Regions from separate parts of the Homo sapiens genome. Here region 1 is linked to region 2. Evidence: read pairs that join two places in POLR2A ChIA-PET (ENCODE). Cell type or tissue: Caco-2. All regions are shown on one strand.

Region 1 (5,000 bases), 57 kb before region 2:
TATGAACACTCCTGTTTTGGGGCCCTGCAGGGTGACTTTACCCCCACAGTGCTGCTATGAAGAGACAAGGACCCCCCGGGGTTCACCGGAGGAGATGGGATATGGAGCTGGGCAGAGGGGATGCCAGGACCAGACAGGGCACAACATGGGTTCAAGATACCCAGGCTGGACTCTGCCCAGAATTGGCTATCCTTGGGCAAAACGGCCAAGAGACTGTGGTGCAGTATGAGGCTCCAGCCCCTGCTACAGACAGAGACACAGAGCCAGCCTCCGCCCTGCCAGCAGCAGGCATGACCTCGGCTACTCCACACCCCCAAGGATGACGTTCAAAACTGTTCACAGCTTCGGCCCATCAGAACAGACACTGACATGGATGCCCGGCAGGACTGCCCATGTGTGCTAGCTGTGTTTCACTGCGTGTGCCCATCTGTGGTCAGGGAGCATCCTGGAGCTGAACATGGGCCCACCCGCTGCCTTCTGCAAACAGGGCCCTGTTCCCCAGCAGCCCAGACCTGGGGCCTGGACTCTGGTACTGAGCAGACTGGGTTGGGGCTGCAGGCCTGCTCCTCTCTATACAAAGGCCCATGTCTGTATCTATGCCATGGGTGTACAACAGGCCACTTGCTCCTACCACATGCTCCGTGAAGCAGAGACCAAAACATCTGCTCCAAGTGTCATGAAAACTATGCCAGGGTAAGCCCTGTCCCCTGGTATGAAAAGGGAGAATCCCTGATGTGTTTTTCACACTGTCCCTAAGGGGTGTCCACAGAGCCCCACACCTGCCCCATGTAGCCACGAGACTTCACACTGACCCTCCAGTGTTGATGGGGCCCTGTGCCCGCTCTGGGGTATTAACAGAATGTCCATGGCATGGAACCCCCATACCTGTCTCCAGGGTGTCCACACCCTACCCATCTGTCCCCAGTGTGTCCATAAGACTTCCCTTCCACCCCCGGAGTGTCCACAGGAAGCCCCACCTGCCTCTGCCATGTCCACAGGACCCTATGTGACCATGGGACCCCATATCTGTCCCTGGGATGTCTATGTCTCGCCAACCACCCACAGATAGCCATAAAGCCCCCTGCCCCGCCCCCCCCCCCCCAGTGCCCACAGCTATACTCACTGCTGAGTCCAGTCTTGTTCAGGGCACTGCCCACACCCCAAAGGGCAGCTGCCACATAGAGGATCCAGCTGTGTTGCAGGACCCGAGGCACAGGGGCCCAGAAAAAGAGGATGAAGGTGAGCAGCAGGTGCACCCCTGCTCCGGCCACCAGGGGCACCGGGCGTGGCAGCCACAGGCCCAGCAGGCCCAGGAGTGAGGCGGCTGAGGCGCCCAGGCTGTAAGCCACGAGGAGGTAAGCCAGCCGCTCCAGCCCCACCGAGCACACGCCATAGCCCTGCGGGGGGACAAGGGGTGAGTGTTGAAGTCTGGAACAGCCCAGACCACAGTCTCAGCCCTCCCCGCATCGCGGGGGTGCCTCACCCCCCTGCGATGGGGGTCCTAAGAGCCAGGGGGGAAGAGGGTCTGGCTCTTACTCCCCGCATCGTGGGGGGTGCCTCACCCCCCTGCGATGGGGGTCCTAAGAGTCGGGGGGAAAAGAGGGGTTGGCTCTTACTCCCCGCATCGCGGGGGGGTGCCTTACCCCCCTGCGATGGGGGTCCTAAGAGCCAGGGTGGGGAGAGGGGCCCCCCGCGATACGGGGAGTAAGAGCCAGGTGGGGAGAAGGGCTGGCTCTTACTCCCCACAAGAGGTGTTCCTTAGGCCACACCCTGCCCTCCCTGGACTGCCTGACCTCGCTCCAAGGCTCAGGGGAAGGTTCTGAGGGCAGGTGTGAAAATGCTTGGAATGTCCCTAGACACCGTGGGCTGTACCCCACAAGGAACTAAACACTCTGTGGGTGCTATCCCATTTCGATTCAGAGAAGTTAAAATAACTTGCCCAAGGTAAAGGGGGGACGGGGGTAAGAGAGGGAAGAGAAAGCAGGAGGGGGATATTTGGGATATACATGTACACACTTACATATGTAATTAAAAATTATTCTTTGTTTACTTGAATTCAAATTTACCTGGCTATCTTGTCTTTTGTCGGGCAATCCTTTGCAGGCTGTACTTACCAAGGCGATACCAGTGCAGGCAAAGAGCACCTCGAAGCCGCTGTAGATAAAGAAAGGCACGAGGTGGCGCAGGCGGTAGTCACGCACGTGCTTGAAGGGCAGCTGGAAGATGTTGCCCCAGCCCACGCTGCGCAGATCGATCTCCTCCGTGGGCCGGTAAGCGGCTCCGCACAAACCCAGCACCTGCGAACCCATTACTTGAAGGGGCGGCCAGCCAGGCCCAGGCCTGGCCTCCAGGCTTCAGCCCCGCCCTTCAGATGCACCACGTGCCTGGGCCTTGCCCCAGCTCGGCCCCGCCTCCCAAACCAGGGCCCCGCCCCTGAGACACTCCCACAGACCCAGGTCTTGCCTTATCCCAGCTCAAGGCCCCGCCTCTCAGCACAAAGCCACGCCACCACACTCCGAAAGACGGTGGTCTTGCCTCCCAGCCCAAGGCCCCATCCCCTCTCTCTCACATACACACACTTCACAACTCACATTCAGACAAATCCATAGACTTCAACCTTCCTTCTCAGCCCCGCGCCAGACCTCAGCCCCGCCTTCCAGGCTAGTCCCCGCCCCTCGGACACACCCACAGACTTCGGCCCCGCGTCCCAGCACTAGGCCCCGCCTGACACAGCCACGGACTGGGCCTTGCCTCCCAGCTCCATCGCCAGGCTGCAGCATGCCAACGCCTTAGTTCTGCCGTCCAGTATCACTTCCAGTTTGAGCCACACCTTCCAGCCCTCACCCTTGGTCCTGTCCCCAACCCCCTCACAGGTCTCAGTCAGTCTTCTAAGATCTTGTCTCCAGCTCGAAACTGTGGACCAAGCCTGTTCCCTCCTTCCCCTGGCCTCTGGATGCCCACGCCTGCCTCGGACCACAGGCCTCAGCCCCGCCTCCGAGCCTCATGCCCGCTCTGCAGCACTCGGCCCTAGCTCCCCAACTCAGATCGCGCTCCCAGGCCTACGGCCTGCCCCGAGGCCACAACCCGACCCAGGCCATGCCATCCGATCCAGACCCTTTCTCGCAGACTCGGTCCCCAGAACCACACTCTGCTTCACTGACTGTCCTGCCCCCATCCCGGGCCGCACCAGCAGCATGGCCAGGAAGGCCACTGCCATGAGCACGCTCTCCACCACAATGAGGTTTCCGCTCCGCGGGAGCGTCCGCAGAACCGTCTTGTTGAAGCCGCTGAGGATCCCGTGGCTGTTGGTGCCTGGGAAGGGTGGGGGTGAGGGCACCGTGAGCAGAGAGTAGGGCACACAGTCAATCCAGCCACCAGGGTGGAGCCACGCAGGCCGCGGAGGAGCGGTGGAGGGCGGGAGAGTGAGAGCAAGGGCAGAGTTCCTTCAGAGAGCAGTTTGGAGGTTTGGACCACTGGGGCTGGGTTTGGACCACTGGGGCTGGGTGTTCCCCGGGAAAGGGGCATCTTTCCCCTGCTTCCCACCCTATTTCCCCAAGGCTCAGTGGACCTCACATTTCCATGCACACCCCCTGCACTGATTGAGCTCTGACTGTTTGCCTGGCCCCAAGAAAGATCCCACTGGCAGCCTCAGCCCAGATGGTGCCTTCTCCAGGCAGTCTTCCCCGCCCACCCACTCTCCTGGCTGGGTCAGATGTCCTAACTACTTACTCCTACAGGGCCCTGTGTCTTGCCCACCAGAGCCGTGGGGCACTGGGCTGCCAGCCCTGAATCCTGTGAGTGAGGGCCCAGTGTCTGCTGGGGAAGTAAGCAGGCTTTGTGGACTCCTCCCCAACCCCCAACAAGGACTAACCGCAGCTCTGCACATTGTACAGCGTGTGGTTCAGGTCATACAGGTAGTGGTTCAGGAAATAAATCATGGGCAGCTGGGCGCAGGCGAAGCTCAGCTGCAGAAACAAGGGCAGTTGGGACCAGACTCAGGCACAGAGCCAGGCAAGGGACACAGGCATGGTCTGGGGAGGGGTCCAGGCACAGCCTTGGGGGAACAGGGGCCTTCCCAGTTCTGGGAGTAGTGTGGTTACAGGGCCGCCCAATGAGGAAGACCTCCTCCTGGCCAGCATTGTGGAAAAGGGCAGATGAGATCTCTATCTCTATGGATGAGCAAGCTGGGGTGGGCTCAAGAAAGGAAGATGGGCAGCCTGGGCAACATAGTAAGATCCTATCTCTACAAAAAATAAAAAATTAGCTGGGTGTGGTAGCACACGCATATGATGCCAGCTACTCAGAAGGCTGAGGTAGGAGGATCACTTGAGCCCAGCAGTTCAAGGTTGCAGTGAGCTGTGACTGCACTACTGCACTCCAGCCTGGGCAACAGTGCAAGACCCTGCCCCCAACCCCCACCAAAAAAAAAAGAAAGAAAGAAAAAGAAATGAAGGTGGGGCAGATACAGTGGTGTGCGCATGTAGTCCCAGCTACTTGGGAGGCCAAGGTGGGAGGATCACTGGAGCCCAGGAGTTCAAAGCCATCTGGGCAACATAGTGAGACCAGGCCTCTTAAAAATAACAATAATAAAAGAAAGAAAGTGGGACTAGAGGGTTGAGACTGTGGATGGGCTCCAATGCGTGGGTCTGCCCCTGCCACCCAACAATGGCCCACGTGGCACTCACATGGAAGAAGCTGTAGAAGATGGCTTGGAAGACCAGGAGATAGGGCGCGTGGGAGCCCCGCGGAGGCCGCTGCTTCATCCCCTGCCCATCCTGCTCCTTGTAGTGGGAGTACTCATGGTACTTCTGCGCCATCCTGGACCACAAAGGAGAGAAGGCTCTCCCCAGCCCGACCTGTGCCACTCCTGTGTGTCCTGCACCCAGAGCTAGGAGCAGACCAGCCCCGGTGTGGGGAAACTGAGGCCCAGAGGGCGGAAGGGGCTTCCTGTGGTCCCCCAGCCAAAGTTGGCAATAAAGTGGAGGCTTGGCCAGGTCTCC
Region 2 (5,000 bases):
AGGGGCAGAAAAGGGCCAAGGAGAGATGTTTCCAGCACATTCTAACTTGGAGTGAGCAAATGTCTTCCCAGGCCGGGTCAGGGGAGTGAGCTCCCCATCCTTGGAGGTGTGCACCTGGCTGTGAGCGGGTGTCTGGGTTACTCTCTGTTGGGAGTGGTGCCAATATCCATGCCCTGGTGCCGGGCCTCAGGGGTCTGGAAGTACAGAGCAGTGTGGGGCACCTGAGCCCCGGCCAGTGCTCCATGCAGGGCCATGGTGTCACACGCCCAAGGCCACACACCTGCCAGGAAGGGTAGAGGCTGTCCCCAGCAGCAGACATTACCCAGGACCCCGGGGTTCAGAACAGGGGCTGAGCCTGACTCCAGGCCCAGCCTCCCCTCACCTGAGACTACAGTCTTCCTGATCCCTCCCAGGTGGTCCTTCCTGCGTTGCTGGCAGAATGGGGGTGGCTTTCTGCAGTTCCCTCTGGCCTGGGTCCCACCCCCACTGGGAGGCAGAGGAAGTGCTTCCCAGAAGCCAACAAGCTGCAAAGTGGTTCTTCCCACAGCTGTGGCTGAGGCCAGCTGCTGGGAGGAGCCTGTCCATTGGCTCCTGGACTGCTTTGCTCAGGACCTCTGGATGCCAGGGGTCGTATCAGGGGCTCTAAGGTAATTCCACATGCCCAGCAGATTCAGCTTAGAGAAACGGTGCTCACAGTGCTGGGGTAGGAGCAGAGAAGGCTAAATGAAGGACTCCGGAGAGCTGCAGGTGGATCTGGACCAAATCCAGAACCCAACGCCTTACTCCCTCCTGGGGAGAGAGCTGGGCAGAGACTTGGGGCGGGCAGTGAGGTGGGGATAGGTGAGCAGCACTCGTGGTGAGTGGCCCCAGTGTGATTTAGGAGGGGTGCAGTGTGGGATCCCAGGGACATGACCAGTCAGCCCCGCCCTGGCTTTGACATGGGGGTGCCTGGCAGTGGTGGCTAGAGAAGTCCAGTTTGCCAAGAGAATGGCACATAAGGCACTGGGGTGGGCACCTCTGGGGCATGGACATAGGGAGACATAGGGATGGGGTGGGTCACCTGCGTGGAGGACTGGGCACTGAACAGCACAGGCCCGAGCCCATCCTTGTCCACGTGAGCTTATGGCCTGATGTAGAGACCACCAGGGGCTCCAGGAAAGTTAAGCTGCATGGAGAGAAACGATGGGCCAGGGCCGGGCCCAGGGTGGTTTAGGGAATGGCAGTGTCCTGGGTAGAATAGGAAGGCCTGAGACTGTGACTGAGCTGACAGTGGGGCAAAGTGAAGGAGCCCAGTATTGGAAGATCGGCTCCACATGTATCTCTGCGAGGAGACTGCAAGCGAGCTCGTGTGGACCAGGCAGAGGCGAGGGCTGAGTGAGGCCAGCAGTGGCCTGGGCACAGGAAGACGGTGAGTGAGAAGCCACTGGAGCTCCTGTGCAGGAGCGCAACACCTTTACTGCTTCATTCAGTTTGGCTTCACCTGCTTAAAACTGTAACTCTCTAGAAGGCTGAACAGCAAAAGCCTCCCTCCTGCCCAGCCGCTCAGCATCCCCAGGCACCAGCACTGCTCCCAGTCTCCAACGTCCTCCAGGGCTCTTCGCTTCTGGGCTAGAAGCAGGGAAACCAGAGTGTGCTGGGGAAGAAGAGGAGGAGGTGGAGGAGGGCTGATGATGGGGCCACATGCTGCTGGGATGCCAGCTGAGAGCAGCGGAGCACTGCTAAGCTAAGGGGCTGAGTGGGTGCAGATGGAGCCCTCCGTGGGCTCCTTCAGGTACCAGGAGCCCTGCCTGAGATTCAGGACACATCCAAGGGTGACAGCTTGAGGTTGGGTTTTTATTTTTTTATTTGTATAGTACAATCTCTGTGGTAGCAGAAATATATGCACAAAAAACAATTCAAATAAGAGTTCAGAGTAAAAAAAAGTCAGCTAAGACTGTATCCCGCAGGACATTTCATATATATGGATTTCACAGCTACACTCGATCCACGCCCCACACCACATACAGGCTGCTGTCTCCCACAAGAATGATGATGTCAGGGGCATCAGGAAAGGTAAGGGCCGGGAAACCGGGCCCTTGGAGAACCCTGCCCAGGGGAGGCCCAGCCTACTCACAGGATCCGACACTCCAGGCAGAGCAGAGGGCAGGAGAGGCCCAAAGAGCTAGGTCAAGCAGCTGGCTCCCCTGGGAGGGGAGCCGGGAGACAGGGAGGTCCTCACACTGCCCCCGTGGCCACGCATGGCTGTCTGCACACTCCATCAGGAGGAAGGGCAGGGGAGAAGTCACATGCAGTACAGTGAAACTCATCAGTGTCACACACGCCCAGCAGGAGGGGAGAGCTCTGCTCCACACGCTGGCGGCCTTGGCTGCTCCAGAGCAATCCGCTGCTCCAGCTTCAGCCATGGGACCAAGAGGGTAAAGGAGCAGCTTCTGGAGGCCCCAGGCAGAGGCCACCTTGCAGCAGTGACTGGCGACTTTGCAGTACATCTCTGCTCACTTGCTGTCCCTTGGGAGTGAGCACCGTCTATAACACATCGCCATCTACAAAAGCCTGGTCACAGTGTTCACCAGCACATTCATGAAAATTTAAATCAACATTAACCAAAGTACCTGCAAGTAACACTGCTTACTCTTGCTGTTTGCCTCATCTGACTGGAAACCTTAGCCCCCAAATATGAAATGCCTTCTCTAGATTAAAAGGATTCAGAGATGTTGCACTATTGCACTATATTTCTGCTTCCCGATCTCGTTTCTGAGTCCTAGTGAAATCGTAAACAAGAGATGAAATAAACGTCGCTCCATTTTAATACCGTCTTTAGTATCATACACATGTGTTCAGTAGTGAGCCACCCAAAGCCTCCTGCCACAGGAGCAGTAGTCGAAGCACAGAGGGGACCCCGCTCTGCTGCCTCCCCATGCAGTCCAGTGATGAGGTGGATGGAGTCCTCCCCACAGTCACACCCCAAGCTTCCTCTTCTGGTGGAAATAGGCATCAAACCTTGCTTGGGCGTAGTCCTAGGAGACAGCAAAGAGAAGGCCTCAGCAAGGAATCCTGCTGGCCTGAACCCTGCCCATGTGTCCCCCAATCCCCACCCCAGGCAAGAGCTGAGGGCACGGACCCATGAGACCAAAAGCACAGGACTGGCCTGTGCAGCAGGGCTGCTCGGGGGCCTCGCTGCTCTACAGGTGCAGGCTCCTCAAGCTCCCAGCCCACCCCACACACCTTCATTCTCAGGAGGCCTGGTTTATAGGCATGGGCCAGCCCAGCCCTGCCTCTCAGGATGAACGTCTCATCCACATGCTTAGCACTGCTACCATTCATCACCTTGCTAACCCTGGGTGCTGTGGGCACTGACTGACCGACATAACACACCTTTTAGAGCAAAAGACCCCTGGGACACAGGCGAGTCTAGAACAGAAGGGGAGAAGAGGATGCCCATCGCCTATTTCCCGGGATCTCCTGCAGCATGACTTTTAAGAAGGACACTGAGAGGCAAGGGAGAAAACCCGGCTTGGTGTTCTGTTTCTGCCACTATTTTTCTGGGATTGTGTTGTGTGAGGACAACACAATCTCAAAGACCCACTCCTAATCTAAAAGTCTGCAATTCTAGAAGCCAGGAAGATTACAATTAACTTTTTTGAAAAATTAACTGAGCTGTAATTTCTACTCTACAAGCATGAGCCCATTTTAAGTGTCCAGTTGAGGGCCTTCACAGATGCATCCAGCCAGTTCTCCACCACCGCAGTCAGGAGACCTGTGTTTCCAGCATCCCTACAAGCTCCCATGGGCCTCTTGCAGTTGGCCACAGGCAGCCACCGACTCAATATCTGTCACTATGGACTGGACTTTTCTTTCCTAGAGTAGCACATAAATGCCACTATACAATATGCAGCCTCGTGTCTGGCTTCTCACTCAGCGTGCTGTCTCTGAGTGGCCTGTGCTGTCATGCACTGGTGCCACCTTCCTTTTGCACTGCCGAGTGTTCTCAGTACACGGATCTGGCACTGTCGTATCCACACACCTGCTGACTGGCATTTAGGCTGCTTCCAGTTTGGGACGATTATAAATGAAGGTGCAGACCGGGCGAGGTGGCTCACACCTGTAATCCCAACACTTTGGAAGGCCAAGGCAGACGGATCACTTGAGGTCAGGAGTTTGAGACCAGACTGGTCAACACGGCGAAACCCCCTCTACTAAAAATAAAAAATTAGCTGGGTGCGGTGGCGGGCGCCTGTAATCCCAGCTACTCAAGAGGCTGAGGCAGGAGAATTGCTTGAACCCGGGAGGCGGAGGTTGCAGTGAGCCAAGATCGGGCCACTGTACTCCTCCTGCCTGGGCAACAGAGTGAGACTCTGTCTCAAAAACAGACAAACAAATGAAGCTGCTATGAGTGTTTGAGTGCAAGTCTTGGTGTGGAATTTGTTTTCATTTGTTCTGGAAAAATTCCCCAGGAGGGCTGCTGGGTGGTCTAACCCATCTTCACACTGGCTGTCGCGACTGCATTCCCAGCAGCAGCGCATGCGCATTCCCATTGCTCCATGTGCTCGCCATTTGGGACCGTCAGTTCTTTCAAGTTTTAGCCATCACTGTGGGTGTGTAGGGTATCGCAATGAGGCTTTGATTCACATTTCTTTAATGACTAATTATACAAAACACATGAAAAGATTCTTACTGGCCATGTGTTTCTCTTAAGTGTCCAAATCTTCCATCCATTTATAAAGCAGGCTGAGGCCGGGCGCGGTGGCTCATGCCTGTAATCCTAGCACTTTGGGAGGCCAAGGCGGGTGGATCACCTGAGGTCAGGAGTTCGAGACCAGCCTGACCAACACAAAGAAACCCCGTCTCTACTTAAAAAAAAAAAAAAATTAGCCAGGCATGGTGGTGGGCTCCTGTAATCCCAGCTACTTGGGAGGCTGAGGCAGGAGAGTCGTTTGAACCCAGAAGGCAGAGGTTGTGGTGAGCCGAGATCGCACCATTGAACTCCAGCCTGCGCAACAAGA

The links. Peaks named below come from ENCODE experiments on the same cell type or tissue, not always from the same donor. Only the 100,000 strongest peaks of a DNase experiment are listed, where the experiment ranks them.
Region 1: POLR2A ChIA-PET joins it to region 2 with 6 read pairs; 6 of 35 experiments call an interaction of 5 or more read pairs at or near these places.

Annotation. Positions count from the first base shown.
Region 1 is chr11:67,994,488-67,999,487 of GRCh38, forward strand. UNC93B1 (unc-93B1 regulator of TLR signaling) reads right to left here. Exons shown (of 11, transcript NM_030930.4): 5 at 4,686-4,818; 6 at 3,872-3,965; 7 at 3,188-3,312; 8 at 2,115-2,297; 9 at 1,124-1,397. Among named protein-coding and RNA genes, the nearest start is that of UNC93B1, 7.1 kb to the right of the region's middle. RefSeq lists enhancers at 2,458-3,132, 2,471-2,765, 3,133-3,807 and a silencer at 2,471-2,765. In Caco-2, no CTCF peak of the experiment used is centred here; DNase peaks (open chromatin) are centred at 2,424 and 3,222.
Region 2 is chr11:68,051,034-68,056,033 of GRCh38, forward strand. It overlaps CHKA (choline kinase alpha), which reads right to left. Exons shown (of 12, transcript NM_001277.3): 12 at 1,826-3,014. The coding sequence ends at 2,955. It also overlaps a transcript of TCIRG1 not described here. Among named protein-coding and RNA genes, the nearest start is that of MIR6753, 8.7 kb to the left of the region's middle. In Caco-2, no CTCF peak of the experiment used is centred here; DNase peaks (open chromatin) are centred at 248, 518, 1,291, 2,308 and 1 weaker place.